Linked DNA regions of Homo sapiens: all the other regions are linked to region 4. A link is a loop called in an ENCODE intact Hi-C map of the cell type or tissue named here. Cell type or tissue: B cell. All regions are shown on one strand.

The links. Peaks named below come from ENCODE experiments on the same cell type or tissue, not always from the same donor. Only the 100,000 strongest peaks of a DNase experiment are listed, where the experiment ranks them.
Region 1: it touches region 4 in a loop (3-fold over the local background); 2 of 110 quality-filtered maps call a loop at or near these places.
Region 2: it touches region 4 in a loop (4-fold over the local background); 3 of 110 quality-filtered maps call a loop at or near these places.
Region 3: a loop joins it to region 4, with 10 times the contacts of the local background. A loop is called at or near these places in 6 of 110 quality-filtered maps.

Annotation. Positions count from the first base shown.
Region 1 is chr6:106,701,028-106,703,527 of GRCh38, forward strand. It overlaps LOC105377927 (a long non-coding RNA gene), which reads left to right and starts at 1,865. Exons shown (of 4, transcript XR_942841.3): 1 at 1,865-1,974; 2 at 2,064-2,223. In B cell, no CTCF peak of the experiment used is centred here; a DNase peak (open chromatin) is centred at 1,544; H3K4me3 peaks cover 1,465 bases; H3K27ac peaks cover 2,500 bases.
Region 2 is chr6:106,665,349-106,667,848 of GRCh38, forward strand. QRSL1 (glutaminyl-tRNA amidotransferase subunit QRSL1) reads left to right here. Exons shown (of 11, transcript NM_018292.5): 11 at 434-2,500. The coding sequence ends at 654. Among named protein-coding and RNA genes, the nearest start is that of LINC02526, 29 kb to the right of the region's middle. In B cell, no CTCF peak of the experiment used is centred here; a DNase peak (open chromatin) is centred at 1,483; H3K4me3 peaks cover 1,220 bases; H3K27ac peaks cover 2,500 bases.
Region 3 is chr6:106,687,304-106,689,803 of GRCh38, forward strand. No RefSeq gene overlaps it. Among named protein-coding and RNA genes, the nearest start is that of LINC02526, 6.9 kb to the right of the region's middle. In B cell, no CTCF peak of the experiment used is centred here; DNase peaks (open chromatin) are centred at 1,060 and 1,468; H3K4me3 peaks cover 504 bases.
Region 4 is chr6:106,607,212-106,609,711 of GRCh38, forward strand. All of the region lies in intron 4 of RTN4IP1 (reticulon 4 interacting protein 1), which reads right to left. It also overlaps the pseudogene RNU6-527P. Among named protein-coding and RNA genes, the nearest start is that of RTN4IP1, 21 kb to the right of the region's middle. In B cell, CTCF peaks have their summits at 1,038 and 1,237; a DNase peak (open chromatin) is centred at 1,060.

The DNA of each region.
Region 1 (2,500 bases), 94 kb after region 4:
ATTAGAATATGAAATCACATTTAAAATTTAAAAGCAACATGTTAGCAACGACTCTAACCACAGTTCTCCCTTCTTTTTCAAAACCAGGGGTCTGGTCCAGATCTTGTATTGCCTGAAGAAGGTCCTAGGTACTACCTTTCCTGAAAGAAAGACATGGTACTAAAGCTCCTCCAACCCACCTTTGCTCTTCTCTTACCTCATAAAATAGCGAGCATCAAATTATTTGAGGAAAAGCATTTAAGAATTTTTTTTTTAGGGACAAGTTCTTGCTCTATCGCCCAGATTGGAGTGCAGTGGTGTGATCTCAGCTCACTGCAGCCTCAAACTCCTGGGCTCACGCAATCCTGCCACCTCAGCCTCTTGAATAGCTGGGACTGCAGGCATGCACCACCATGATTGGCCAATGTTTAAATTTTTTTGTAGAGACAAAGTCTCCCTATGTTTCCCAGGCTGGTTTCAAGCTCCTGGGCTCAAGTGATCCTCCCACTTCAGCCTCCCAAAGTGCTAGGATTACAGGCATGAGCCACCATGCCTGGCTGGGTATAAGAATGTCAATATGCTTAGGTTTAGATACAGTTTAGTGTTTTTCAAATGACAGATTGCAATCCCTTAAAGGTTAATAAAATCAATTTGGTAGGTTGCAAACAGCACTTTAAAAACAAAACAAATAAACAAACAAACACACTAGTATCTGATGGTAGATCTTGTCTTGTCTAAAGCCCTGCAGCGTGAGGCATATCCAGAAAAGGTCAACCCTGAGTCCCATCTGGAGGGGCATCCTCTCTAGGTCACCATTTGTCACAGTCAGTTTTAGGGCTTGAGGAAATTTAATTTCCATTTCAGAAACTCACTAATCTAGTTGTGACCAAACTTTTTCCTACCAATCTAACCAAGTTTGCTTATAAACAATCACACTGAGACCACAGCCTTCTTCCCCAACGTAGGTGCAGATGAAATAAAGAAGTTTAGAGCAGTTTTTTCTAACGTGGGCTCTGTAATAAAAACCTGCTACAGTCAAATATTTGAGAAACCCTCCGTACTGTTATCTTCTCTTATAGATTCCTAGCCTATAAAAGAAGAGACCCATTTAACTTTGTTTAACCCGTTATGTCCTAAACTTTTTTGATTGTGGAGTAACCTCTCTTAACAATTCCACTACCCTAGCCTGAGCCCTTAGCCTGATAGCTACTCCCTTTTGGGCTGACTGCAGCTGCCTGCCTCTTAGCTTTGTGACTACTGTCACACAACATACGGTCTTTACTCAGCAGCCCATACTAGGTCCTCACCAATTTCTTGATGGAGTACGAAGTAAGGTTTGCCATATTACCTACTCTACAATTTGGGGACTTTAACCATTGTAAGCCCAATCATCACTCTCACTTCTTAGCTTTTATTTAAAGAGTAAGTTTGTATTCTAAATTGATTTCTACAACTGCTGTTTATGGAATTAAGATGAATCCAGTGGTGGTCAGCTGATCACTGTGGGTGAAGTCTGTTGGTTGCTTTTTACAGTATTTTATGTTCCTTCTTCTCTTGCTTCCTGTGTGCTGTGCTGTGAAGCATGACAGAGCACCTGCCTGTGTGTGCACAGCACCGTGAACTCAATCTTTCAGTCACTTTCTTTTCTTTTCATGTTTAAATAAGAGATAAGCCACGTTGGCCAGGGCATGTGGACTCTCCATGGAGTTCACTAACAAACCGAATTTATGTATCGTTGCAAAATAGTCAACACTCCAGTCTGTTAGAAACAGGTGCCAAGAGAGGAAATGTTTAATATTTTCCACGTGGCATGGGCTCTGTCAGACAGTGTTTCCAACCAGAGTCTGTTTTCGCAGTTAAATCATAGGTTCAGAGTCTTCCTTTTGCCTCAAGAGTCTGTCTGGTGGCTGGCTCGCAGCTAGCTTCTGCACAATCCCCTCACTCTGACCCTGCATCTTCAATGCCGCCATTCTGCCAAACCGCTGCTACTTCTGGGTGAAAACCTAGTTCTAGCTCCCTCCAGAGTTAGCTGGTTTGGCTATTTGAAAGCTACTCCTTCAATGAACCGTTCTTTGTCATTTCAGAAATGAACCCTGCTTTCCAGCATTTGGGCTGGACAGGGTTCTCCAGGCTTGCTAACTACAGCAGCTGTTTTCTGTCCCCAGTAAGAGCCAGGGTGACATACCTACCTGCCCAGAGCCACCCTTGACAGGAGACTCAGGGAGAAGTGCCCCCAGGACCAAAGTAAGTAGTGCCATGGCCCAGACTTCCTCTTAGCCCATCCTGCTTCTTCCTCATCCCCTACTTCTCATCCTCTCTGTTTTAATTTCTACTTATTAATATTTTCTTCCCACATATTTAAACAGCTCCCACCAAGGAAATAATGTCAGATGTGTTGCTTTTTCAACTGATGGGTTCTAATCATCATGTTACCAAATTCTGCACATCCTTGCCAAGTAAGGCTTGGCTCTCTAAAGGTTTAGTTTGTTCTTTCTATCAATAAGTATTGCCTCTAACTACG
Region 2 (2,500 bases), 58 kb after region 4:
TATCTAATTACATATGCATTTGTCGTTTGATGAAGCAATCTCCTCCTCATCTAAGAAGATTTCAAGAATACCAAAAAAATACATACACAAAGTAATTCTCTGGGGCATTGTATAAAATAGCTAAATATTGAAAACAATCTAAATACCCAACCACAGAAGACTGGTTTACTCAATTATGGTAAAACCAAGTAATGGAGTACTATACAGCAATAAGAAATGAATGAAGAAGGTTTCTGTGAACTGATACAGAATGATTTCCAAGATATATTGTTAAGTAAACAAAACATAGTACAAAAGCATTATATAGCATAATATTTTTGGTTGTTTTTTAAACCTTATCCTGTATTGTACTTATTAGCACTGGAAAGTGGAAGAGGTCTCTGCTAATTAGGGTGGAGAATTAATCACCTACTGGGTTTCCTTCTTTTCCCAGGATTGCCAGCAGTGAGTATCCCTGTTGCACTCTCAAACCAAGGGTTGCCAATAGGACTGCAGTTTATTGGACGTGCGTTTTGTGACCAGCAGCTTCTTACAGTAGCCAAATGGTTTGAAAAACAAGTACAGTTTCCTGTTATTCAACTTCAAGAACTCATGGATGATTGTTCAGCAGTCCTTGAAAATGAAAAGTTAGCCTCTGTCTCTCTAAAACAGTAAACATATCTTACAAATTAAAATGACTTTTAGGCTGGGTGCAGTGGCTCACACCTGTAATCCCAGCACTTTGGGAGGCCAAGGCGAGCGGATCATGAGGTCAGAAGATCTAGAACAGCCTGGTCAACATGGTGAAACCCCGTCTCTACTAAAAATACAAAAATTAGCCAGGCTTAGTGGCGGGCATCTGTAGTCCCAGCTACTCAGGAGGCTGAGGCAGGAGAATCACTTGAACCCTGGAGGTGGAGGTTGCAGTGAGCCGAGATCATGCCACTGCACTGCACTCCAGCCTGGGTGACAAAGCAAGACTGTGTCTCAAAATAAATAAATAAAATAAAATAAAATGACGTACAGAGATTCTATATTCTAGAGAGTCAAATGGTCTTGCTCAATTCTTGTAATTAGGTTCTTGTTAATACAGTCATTCCATGGAATTACTTTTTAAAATTCCTGTGACAATTAATAATAAATAACGTGTCAGCATTTAGTAAGCATCCACTAAGTGTACAATACTTCTACAATAACACAAGATACCTGTTCCTCAAAGACAATGCATTCTGCCATAATGTTCATTAAAGAGTTTACAGTAAAAATAAGATTAGGGATAAACTTCTCAAAAATTGTACATCTGTGTAACTAAAGCACTAACAAAAACATGAATAGTCCTTCTAGAGGTAACTTGGATAGCCTAGGCAGGCAACTTATCATGTGGTGAAGGCCGCCTCAGGGGTTGTTAAAAATGCACAGAAACAATTGAGTGCGATTATTGGCTTCTGAGCGCTGAGCAGAGCAGGTGGAAGAGGAACTTTGAGCACAGGAGGAAATGCAACCAGTCAGGGCCCAGAATCATGCAAATCTCAGGGGTATGCCTCTCTGGGGAGGAGCTCCACTTGCAGGGACTCCTTTTATTTCCCTAAGAAAGAGCTGAAATGACTGAGAACTTTCCTTTCCTCCTTAGAGTTACAATTTTACTTCTGCTATTCCGGAGCCCATGCCTAGAAGCCAGAACAACTCCATGTTACACTGAGTTCATGCTCCTATTTACTGATCACAAATGAGCTCATTAATGTCATCGAAACATTTATTGTAACCTAACAGACCATCACAGATTGGAAACTTGGTAGATAGCAGAGCATGGTATTAGTGAAAAAGGTTCAAAATACACAAGTAACATACACTCTGAAAAACATGCAGATAATTTGCTGATGAAGCAGAAGAGGGGATGCGCATGGCAAGAACTTGCCTTACCCCAGATTCTCTATATCTCATGGTTTCCTTTTCCTCTTGACTGTCTTTACGAGTGTTTTTTATTTGGGACCCTCGAGCCCAGAGATATTAATGGATATCTGTATTCAATATTTGACAAAATCTAATGGAAACCATCCATTTACTCATGATAAGGCTTCATCACTGGATTTCTGTGTCTTCACTAGAACACCATTGTCATCTCATATTGATCAGGTATTTTAATCTAGCACTTACATATTGTTGATAAATGAAAGCTGAATTGTTACTTAATAAATTCACTTTGTTTAGTAAAAAAAAATTGTTTTCTAAATATGACGTTCATGAAGAGAAAATAATGAGTCAGAATCATCTGCAGAACCACTGGAATGTTTCATCGTCACCTGTTAGTTTTCATAAACAGTTTTCTGTCCTCTCTGAGATCCTCCCGCTCCCAAATACTCAACCTGATTAACTTCACATAAAAGTCTTATGTGCCAGGCTTAGTAATATTCCTATAGATTTTGACTCTGAATCCCTGAAAGAGGAAGAAATCCATGAGAGAAAATTGCATTACTTTATAGCAAGAGGAAACCGTTTTAAGTTTTTTAATTGCTCAGACACC
Region 3 (2,500 bases), 80 kb after region 4:
GTTTATATAATCATGGATTCATGGATTTCTATTGTAATCAAGGTTTACAATTCTATACTCTTATTTATTTTTATGCTCAAATTGTCCTCCCTTTGGCCAGGGGATACCGCTTCAAGCTAGCTTCTATGTTCTGTCTTACCGCCTCATCATTCTTTGCACATTTTTACATTTTCTGACACAAGAGGATATTTCTGTGCCCCCAGTCCAGTGGGGGCCCGCCTTGGTATTTGGAAACCAAGATCTGAGAAGGGAAGCTTCACTTAAAACATTTTTGAACTTTGCATCTGCTCCCCAATATTTCTGTTTTCTCTAAGTTCCTTCTTGTTTCTTTTTTTCTTTTCCATGCTGGAGGCTTTCTTTAAATGCTTGGCCATTCTTGGCTGTCTATTTGCATGGGAGTGAGGCATTGAAAAGCCTGTGATTAGAAGATATGTATGGAGAAGAGAGGGAGAGGTCATTGACTGGTAGATTTTACTTTAGGGTTTTAGAGTGATCTGGCCAGGCCAATTCATTAAATTTGAGTGACAATCGATTTTTTTTCTGTTTATGGCTCGGTCAGTTTTTATCAGAAGAATCTTCCAGTCTCCTCCCTAGAAAATAGGTACCTAGATGCCAGTGTTCGTAGAGCTGAGTTGAGCAAAGAGCTAGGATCCCACACCTGTTTAGTAGATTCCTATATAATGCCCACATTCTGTATGGAACTTTCACCCTCAGCTGTGCCTGGTGTCGTCAACCCTGGAGTCCCCAAGATTCAGCCTCTTTAAAGAATGAATCTTTAAAGCAGAGGACATACAGAGCATTCAACCTAACTCTTTTACAGATTTTTAACCAGTGCTGTTTTCTGCCTGGTGCCTCTAGCTCCTGAGCTTTTTATTTTGGGAGGTTGGGGGTGAGGTGAGTGAGGCATCCTTTGGCCAGAGTAAGCCTGGTTCTAGACTTTTCCTGGGGATACATTTTGATTTTTCTTATTTCCCAAATCAGTGGTTCTCAGCCAGCGGAATTTTACCCTCAGGAACATTTGGCAATAACTGGAGGCATTTTTGGTTGTCACAACTAGGGAGGGGTGCTACTGGCATCTAGTGGGTAGAGACCAGGAATGCTGCTACAGATGCCATCTACAGTGAAACATTCTATGGCTCAAAATGTCAATAATACCAAGGTTGAGAAACCTTGCCCTAAATCATTTAGTGCAAACACTTCCAGCTTCTAGTTTTTTATGCTACTTCATTTTTTTCTTTTGTTCTCTGTTTTTCTGACTTTTAAAATCACATTGCCTTTTAAAATTATTTAATGTCATTTAGGAGTTGTTTCCAGAGGGAGTGATAGTAAACATAATTGTCTAACTGGCACATTTAACCAGAACTCCTGTGGTGGCATGTGAATTCATATTTGCAAAAGTGTTTCAATTCCTGTCTCAAACACCGGCATAGACAAATGTTCAGTGTTAGGAAGAATGTGTTAACCCAGGAGTGAAACAGAAAGCATGTGGAGTCGGCTAGAAAGGGACTTTGTGTCTTATGTAACATACAATTGCTCTGAAGGTAAGCCGTTAATTTTTTAAAATAAAAATGCAGAAATAAAAGCTGCAGGCTACAACAGTACATTCGCAGTCGAAATGTAAAAATACTTTTTTATTTTCACAGGGGCTGAACAGAATTTTTATGAAGGACATTTGGCTCCTGCACGTACATACATTATGGGTTTGTGGGGTTTTTTTTGTTTGTTTTTTTTTTAATTGAGATGGCGTCTCACTGTGTCTCCCAGGCTGGAGTGTAGTGGCACCATCTCGGCTCACTACAAGCTCCGCCTCCCGGATTCACGCCATTCTCCTGCCTCAGCCTCCCGAGTAGCTGGGACTACAGGCGCCCGCCACCACGCCTGGCTAATTTTTTTGTATTTTTAGTAGAGCCGGGGTTTCACCGTGTTAGCCAGGATAGTCTCAATGTCCTGACCTTGTGAATCTCCCACCTCGGCCTCCCAAAGTGCTGGGATTACAGGCGTGAGTCACCGCGCCCGGCCTGGGGTTTTTTTGTTAATTAAATTAAATTAAATTTGTCTGAGACAGGGTCTCACTCTGCCACCCAGGCTGGAGTGCAGTGGTGTGATCTCAGCTCATAGCAGCCTCAACCTCCAGGGCTCAAGTAATCCTCCCACCTCAGCCCCACACCACCCCAAGTAGCTGGGACTACAGGCACATACCACCACGCCTGGATAATTTTCGTATTTTTTGTAGAGATGGGGTTTCACCATGCTGCCCAGGCTAGTCACGAACCATACATTATGTTTAAACTTACCACGCGTGCCTAAGAGTCATTAGCATTTCCCATTGGTTGCTCTGGTCAGTGGTGTTGGCTTAAGCTGAGACTAGATAACATAGGACTTGCTGCATTTACACTGAATCTTAAGACAGGAACCCAGCAGGCCATCACTAAAGAGGTTTGTAAGTAACTAAGTGTAAGAATACAGAATGGGAACTCTTTCGTGTGTACCCAGAGACTCC
Region 4 (2,500 bases):
AAACTAGATGCCCATCTCTCACCATATATAAAAACCAACTCAAAATGAATTAAAGACTTAAACATAAGACCCAAAAAAAAACTATTAGAAGAAAGCATATGGGAATACGGGCAAAAATGATATAGGTAAGACTTCAAAAGCACAGGCAGCAAAAACATTAATAAATAGGACTATATCAAACTAAAAAACTCTGTACAGCAAATGAAACAACCAATGAAGAGACAACCTGTAGAATGGGAGAAAGTATATTCAAACTCTACAACCAACAAGGGACTACTACCCAGAATATATAAGGAACTCAAAAAACTCAACAACAACAAAAAAACTAGTAATCCAATTAAAAACGTGCAAAGGATCTGAACAGACATTTCTCAAAAAGAGAAAAATGATCAAGCATAGGCAAAATATGCTGTACATCACTAATAATCAGGGAAATGCAAATTCAAACCACAATGAGATCTCTCACCCTAGTTAGAATGGTTATTACCAAAAAGACAAAAAACAGGGCTTACTTAGGCAGCACATATACTAAAATTGGAATGACACAAAGATTAGCATGGTCCCTGAGCAAGAATGACATGCAAATTTGTGAAGTGTTCCATATAGAAAAAAGACAAAAAAAAATAAATATTGGAAAAGATGCAGAGAAAAGGGGACTCTTATACACCTTTGGTGGGAATATAAGTTAGTATAGCCAATATGGAAAACGGTATGAAGTTTTCCCTAAAAGTAAAACTATCGTAAGATCCAGCAATCCTACTACTGAGTATTTATCCAGAGGAAGGAGAATCAGTCATATCAAAGAGATATCTGCACTCCCATGTTTAATACAACACTATTTGCAATAGCCAAGATATGGAATCAACTTAAATGTCCATTAACAGATAAACAGGTAAAGAAAATGTGGTATGTATACACAAGGTAATACTATTCAGCCATAAAAAAGAAAGAATGATATTCTGTCATTTGTGGCAACAGGGATGAGCCTGGAGGACATTATGTTAAGTGAAATAAGTCAGGCACAAGAAGATAAATACCACGTTTTCACTCAAGGGGGAGCTAGACAAGGTTGAAGTCACAGAAGCAGTGAGTAGAACTGTGGTTTATCAGTCGCCAGGAAGGGTAGCAGGGAGGGAAGAACAGGGTGAGGTTGGTTAACAAATACAAAATTACAGCTAGATAGGAAGAATAAGTTCTAGTACTCTATAGCACTACAAGGTGAATATAGTTAATAATAATTTATTGTATACTTTCAAAAAACTAAAAGAGAGGATTTTTAATGTTCCCAACACAAAGAAATAATCAATGTTTGACTTGAAGGATATGCTGATTGTTCTGATTTGATCATTACACATGGTATCCATGTATTGAAATATCACACTATGCCCCATAAATGTGTACATTACATATCAACTAACATTAAAAGGAAATAAATAATGTGTATAACTTTTCTCCTATTAATCTATTATCAGTTGATTTCAGCAGACTCAGTTATAGAACCTTCAGAGGGCAGAGGTAAAGTACCTTTTGCCCTGACAATTCAAACATAGCTTTAGTCTTCCTAAATGAGGGAAAAAAGTATGAAAAGTGCTTCAAAAATACATTCAAAAATTAATTCCCCCATGAAATATTTCACCCTCTTACTTTTGTCCATTCTTATAGAAGTGTTGCTAGTCAAATTCTCATTTAAGTTCCTCACAATATATTACCTGCACTCTCCAACTTTTCCTCTCACTATTTCCTGAATGGAACTCTTCCTCTGAGACTCTGTTCCCCTAATTCTTCCCCCTACATTGCACACACACTGGTCCATTCCTCCAGGCTCTAGAATGCTATAATTACCTGCTGAGGTCTCCTTTCCCTTGAAGGACCAAGTCCCAGTTTTCCTCTACAATACCCTTAACATAGCCTGGAACCTGTTATCTATGCCACACATCCTACTTCCCAACTTATTCTGCAAGCTCTTAAGGTCAGAGACTTCATATTATGCCCTGCATTGGCCACAGTGCCCTGGATGTAGCAGATGCCTGATCAAAGTTTCTTGACTTTCAAAATCATCCATGGCCAGACATGGTGGCTTACGCCTGTAATCCGGCACTTTGGGAGGCTGAGGCGGGAGGATTGCTTGAGCCCAGGAGTTGAAGATCAGCCTGGGCAACATCATGAGATCACATCTCTACGAAAAATAAAAAATAAATTATCTAGGTATGGTGGTGCTGAGGTGGAAGGATGGCTTGAGCCCAGGAGTTTGAGGCTGCAGTGAGCAATGATTGTGCCACTGTACTCTAGCCTGGGTGACAGAGTGAGACCTTGTCTCTAAAAAAAGAAATCATCCAATCACCATTATGTCCTACAATCAAGGCAACAACTGCTACTACCTCAAGTGAGGGGATCGCCTGGCTACTTGAAAGACTGCATTCAAGTTTCTTCCAGTAAAGAAAAGCTTGAAAATAATTTCTAATTCTCTCTCTGTGAATGCTGGATACTAAATATAATGGCT